Regions from separate parts of the Mus musculus genome. Here region 2 is linked to region 1. The links are chromatin loops, found by intact Hi-C in ENCODE. Cell type or tissue: left cerebral cortex. All regions are shown on one strand. Links, peaks and the distances in the headings refer to the core of each region. The heading gives the core; the rest is flanking DNA.

The links. Hi-C counts contacts between places; a loop is a spot of excess contacts. Peaks named below come from ENCODE experiments on the same cell type or tissue, not always from the same donor. Only the 100,000 strongest peaks of a DNase experiment are listed, where the experiment ranks them.
Region 2: it touches region 1 in a loop (3-fold over the local background); 3 of 42 quality-filtered maps call a loop at or near these places.

Annotation. Positions count from the first base shown.
Region 1 is chr12:105,591,200-105,594,004 of GRCm38, reverse strand. It overlaps Bdkrb2 (bradykinin receptor, beta 2), which reads right to left. Exons shown (of 3, transcript NM_009747.2): 3 at 934-2,432. The coding sequence ends at 1,325. Among named protein-coding and RNA genes, the nearest start is that of Bdkrb1, 11 kb to the left of the region's middle. In left cerebral cortex, for the core only: no CTCF peak of the experiment used is centred there; a DNase peak (open chromatin) is centred at 1,408.
Region 2 is chr12:105,049,546-105,052,350 of GRCm38, reverse strand. It overlaps Gm31884 (a long non-coding RNA gene), which reads right to left. Exons shown (of 3, transcript XR_872957.1): 2 at 697-779. Among named protein-coding and RNA genes, the nearest start is that of Gm31884, 3.0 kb to the right of the region's middle. In left cerebral cortex, for the core only: a CTCF peak has its summit at 1,271 (motif pointing left); a DNase peak (open chromatin) is centred at 1,257.

The DNA.
Region 1 (2,805 bases), core at 22-2,521:
GTCTCATGTCATAGTTCCCTGGGTGCAGGCAGCTCCACCCACCATCACTCATGAGGCTATCACTCTGTGGCCATGCAGGGGATTAGGCCCAGAATTAACACCCTGGGTTAAGTGACCTTGGATGGGTCAGCTGCTCTTTGGTAGTGTCCGTCCCCTGCTTTGTGAGCCACTCTCAAATAAAACCACTCATTGCAGCCCTTGGTCACTGAGACAGGGACTCTGTGAAGCAGCTTAGACTCTCCTGGACAGCTACCAATTTGTAGCCAGGCTGTGAGGTGTGGATTCCCTGGGCAGGTCCCATCAGAATTCCTTTTTCTTTGTTTCCCTGCAAAACAAACACTCGCTGTCTCCCGCCCTTGCCCTTCCTGTGGAGCAAATGCTTTGTGCTTTGTGTGCATAGGGGTGAAATACTAGGAGGGAAAGATAGAGGGGACTGAGGGCCGCAGACACCTGCAGGCAGGTACTGGGCCTTCCAATACTAAGTGTCCCCACAGAGTAGCTCTTCAGCCTGAGTGGCTTTCTCTGTGCCAAGAGTCCCAATGCGTCTGCATGTGGTGGTGTGGGTCACAATGCCTCACAGCCATATAACACCCCACTTTCAAAGCCCAGGACACCCTCAGATTACAACCGAAGAAGCAGAGGCAGGGATGAGGCTACCGTGTTCGGGGTTACTGGCTAGCCTGGGCCCTGTACTCTCCCGTCTCCCACAGTTCCTTGCTTTGGCACACCAGCAGCAGCCTTCTCGGTATTCTCCGCTAATGTCAGGGCTCCTATAAGACATTAAACTATGCAGTTCTTTCCTCTTGCCCTCAGTGTATAACGGTGTGTATTCAACAAGTGCTCCATAAATGCTTTGGGGGCTCTTCTTTTGTGCTGTCCACCTTGTCTACAGGTGAAAGGAGCCACAGAACCCCAGTCCCTGGGCTCTTACCATAGAATTTAACCTTCAGAAGACCAATAAATCTTATACCCTTGAAACTGGGAAATGAGGCGGCCATGCCTACTGTGCATGTAGCCACAGGGCCAAAGCTGGCAGGAGATCTGTCCTTCCCCAAAAGGGAAGGAAGCTCTGTCACTCCCACCCATACCCATGACCCCTCCACTCATGGAGAATTAGAGCGTCAGTCAGTAAGAATGACCCTGCTGTGCCCCAGGGTACCCATTCCCCACAGCATGCTTATGCCATGAGACAGGGCTGGAGTCACCTGCCTGATTCCCTGGGGCTGCCTAGGATGCTTCAAGCTCCTTCCTGAACCCAGGCTGAGGAGCTCCGGTCCCACCAATCCTCACACACTTGGCAGTAGTCCTGCCTGGTGGCTTCTGTTCACTGTTTCTTCCCTGCCCAGTCCTGCAGCTTGTGGATCTGCCGTTCCACGGAGATCGAGGTTCTCAAAGTCCCCATGGAGTTCTCCATCTGGACGGGTTCTCCCATGCAGCCTCCTTTCTGGCACAGCACCCGGTACACCTCTCGGGACTTCTTCCGGAAGCGCTTGCCCACGATCACGTACACCAGTGGGTTGAGGCCGCTGTTGCTGTAGGCCACGTAGGAACTGATCTGCGTGATGACGTCTACGGCGTGCTCGTCCCAGCATCCGGACAGCACGCCGAGGCGCAGCAGCGTGTCCAGGAAGGTGCTGATCTGGAAAGGCACCCAACACAGCACAAAGAGCCCCAGGACGGCCAGCACTAGCACGGTGGCCTTCCTCTCCGTCTGGACCTCCTTGAACTTCTTCATCTCGTTGTTCCTCAGCACCTGCAAGATGCGCACCGTGCAGAAGGTGATGACGCTCAGGGGCAGGAGGAAACCCACCAGGTTCAGCAGCACGTTGGTGAACACCTCCCAGGAACGGGACGGGTAGACGATGACGCAGGCGGTGACATTGTGGCCCTCTTCGCTGTATTCCCTCATGGTCCTGAACACCAACATGGGTGAACTCAGAAGCAGTGTACAGCCCCAGATCACCAGGCTGTAGAGTTTGGCCCAGCGCACCCCGCGCATCCGGCCCATGGACATGGTCTTCACCAGCGCCAGGTAGCGGTCGATACTCACGAGCATCAGGAAGCAGATGCTGCTGTACAGGTTCATGTAGATCATGGTGTTCACCACCCGGCACAACACCTCTCCAAACACCCAGTCAAAGTTATTGGCGATGGTGATGGCCCAGAAAGGTAACCCGCAGGCCAGGATGAGGTCCGCCGCTGCCAGGTTGCCCAGGTAGATCTCGGCCACAGTGCAGCTGTTTTTGTGCAGGAAGAACACGCTGAGGACAAAGAGGTTCTCCAGTGCGGCCAGCAGGAAGAGGACCCAGAGGAAGGGGGCCTGGATGGCATTGAGCCAACTCCACCACTCGGTGTCTGGGCAGTTGTCCTTCGAAAGGGTCCCGTTAAGAGCAGACCCGAGGACTTGTGTGGTGACGTTGAACATTTCGATGCTGAAAGAAAGTAGAGAAGAGACAGTCGTATCCTCAGGTCACAAGGAGGGGGAGGGGAGGGGAAGAGAAAACGGGATAGCAGAAGGAGGAGGTGGAGGGCCAGGGAGGAGCACAGGACAGGTGGACCAGAAAGTCTATTGTTCAGCTGATGACTCCCGGCGGCAGTGGGGTGTGGGGAGGTGGTGGGACTCCGGTCTGTGGACAGCACTAGGGGACTTGGACTCTCCAGTCCTTTGAGAGATCTTCCTGGGACCAAAGGGACATGATATTTCTTGGTCTGAACTCTGTAAGAATCCTTCCCTGGCTACTCCAATGGTCGTGAATGCCACACCTGGAGCCCTTTGAAGCCTCCACTATGAGATGTGCTCGCTGC
Region 2 (2,805 bases), core at 100-2,599, 540 kb after region 1:
TATTTGGGGTTTCCATGGGACCGCTTTGGCCAACAACTCAATTAGATGTAACCCACTAGAGGTTTCCTTTGGTGTCTAGTTGGGGCTTTGTCTCCCCCATTATTTGATGACTCCAATCTAGGTTTCTCCCATATGTGTATATATATTTAAGAAACGCCTACTATATCAGGTTTTCCCACAACCCCTCATATGGTCTTAAATATTAGCAGCCCTACTTGTATTCACTTCCTTTCTCCCCCCTCCCCCTCCCTCCCTGCTCCACTGACCCTTCCATTCCTGCTGAGTCTGTGTCCCTATGTGTATGTGTGTGTGTGTGTGTGTGTGTGTCTCTATGTGTGTGCATGTGTGTCCCTGTGCATGTCTGTGTGCCTGTATCTGTGTGTCTCCCTGTGTGTGTGTGTCCATGTGTGTGTGTCTATCCAAGTGTGTATGTGTCCCTGTGTGTGAGTCCATGTGTGTGTGTGTCCCTGTGCATGTCTGTGTGTGTCTATATCTGTGTGTGTCACTGTGTGTGTATCCATGTGTGTAGGTGTGTGTCCCTGTGTGTGTGTGTGTGTGTCCCTGTCCACCCATAACTACCTAGTCTACTTCCCTTTTTAGGGAGACCCTTACTATGTCTCCATACCTAACCTCTGTGGCCACATGTATTGTAACCCCTGGGGAAGAACACTGTGAATTCCAGCTATCCTACCTTACCTAATAGAAGCTGGCTCTGCCCAGTACCCAGGCTCCTCTCTTCGCCCTCTACTCTTCTCTATAAACCTCGGTGCTTGCTGTTGCTGTAAGAAAAGCAGATGCTCTTTATTGCCTTTGTCTCTGGAGCAGTCTTTAACAGGAGCTATCAACCATCTTTCATTGTACAGGTCAGGAAACTGAGGCCCAGAGAACTTGAGTAACTTATTCACATTAAGCAGCAGCCAGTTTTCCATCCACAACCTTCCTCCCCTGTCCCCAGAACAACTCTCAGCCCGGAGAGAAAACCAGACACTGGTCTGTTACAATGCCTGAGACATACCATGCATTTCTGATGAAACTGATATCAAAACCCACTCCCTGCTCCCCAATCGTCTCAGAGCAAGATCTGCTTCCATGAGAGGAAACACAGATGTGCTTCAGGGGAAAATGAAAAGTGGCCTGATTTGCTTTTCACATAAAGTGTTCTAAGAAATGTGTCTTAATATACCAACTGCAGAAAGAGAGCCAGGTGGGAGCCACCTGAGCAGACGAGGGCTCATTTTGGAACCAATGGCGCCATCTTCTGGTATTCTATGGTATGACACCCCGTGACACCAGACCCAAGCATCTCAGACACCCTTGAAATATTCCATTGATCTTCTATTTTGGTGGATCAAATTAAAACTATGTAAGTATTAATCCACCTAGAATTAAACTTTTTAAATTTTCTTTTTCTTTTAGGGTTTTCTTTTTTCCCCCTGAGATGGGATTTCTCTGTGTAGCCCTAGCTATCCTGGAACTCCCTAAGTAGACCTGGCTGGCCTCCAACTCAGATCTGCCTGCCTCTGCCTCCCAAAGCTGGGATTAAAGGTGTGCCACTACTGCCTAGAAACAATTTTTAATTACTTAAAATATGTATATCGATTCCTAATGAGACAAGACAGACATGTTTACTGCTCTTCTGTAAGTTCTGTGCAGTGAAGGCCTAGCTGTGCCATTACACACACACACACACACACACACACACACACACACTTATTTTGTTAAACAAGAACTACTGCAGAAGGCTGCCGGCTTGGCCTGGGCTCCCTCCCTGGGCTTCCAAACCATGAAGAAGCCACATGGAGTCATTCACACCAATGTTTTCTGTCACCAAAGAAAGCTCGGTTACCTGACCTGAGGGACCCAGGGATTATGTAAGACAGGAGCTAAGTTCCCAAGCACCATGAGGCAAGTTGGCACAATACTGACGTTCTCTGCCTTAATCCTTCCCCAAAAAGTAAGCCGATTGTTGCCGGAAATATTTTTAAAAAGAACCAGCCGAGCCGGGCGTGGTGGCGCCCGCCTTTAATCCCAGCACTTGGGAGGCAGAGGCAGGCGGATTTCTGAGTTCGAGGCCAGACTGGTCTACAAAGTGAGTTCCAGGACAGCCAGGGCTACACAGAGAAACCCTGTCTCGAAAAACCAAAAAAATAAAAAAATAAAAAATAAATAAATAAAGAACCAGCCAACTCTCCCTCGCTCCTGCCGCTGCCACCAACTCTCTGGAGCTAGCCCCCAGGCCAGATGATCTCACTTGCTCCATCTCTCGCCCGTCCAACTCTCTGACTCCGCGAGGTCACAGGGCTCCCGCCCAGCCATTTCTAGGACAGGGGCCCCGTGTTCCTCTTGCTTCGGCGCACTGCCCCCAGGCACCCCTGCTTAGCCATCTCGACACCTAATTATCCAGTAGAATTAAGCTTACAGTTAACCAATTAGATTTATGTATTAATAATATCACATTTTACAAGACGCCAATACAGTAATTTCAGAGCCAATTGATAATGATAAAGCTTTAACCCAATTATTGTAACCTTTAGATAACACCACATCCGCCTCTGTTCTCTTTCTTCCCCTCCACCACCTGTCTCCCCAACTCCTAGCTCCGCCTCCCTTTTCCTGTCCAATCACAGGCCTGCCACTGCCCTAATGTGATTGGACAGAGAAAATCCTGCAACATTTCACCCTTTCTGTTTAATTAAAAAAAAAAAACTTTCTCTCAAAATATAAATTGAACACAACTATTACCATCTTGTATATTATATGGTATTAAGACCTAACACCCAGCCCAACATTTTTGTCGATAAAATT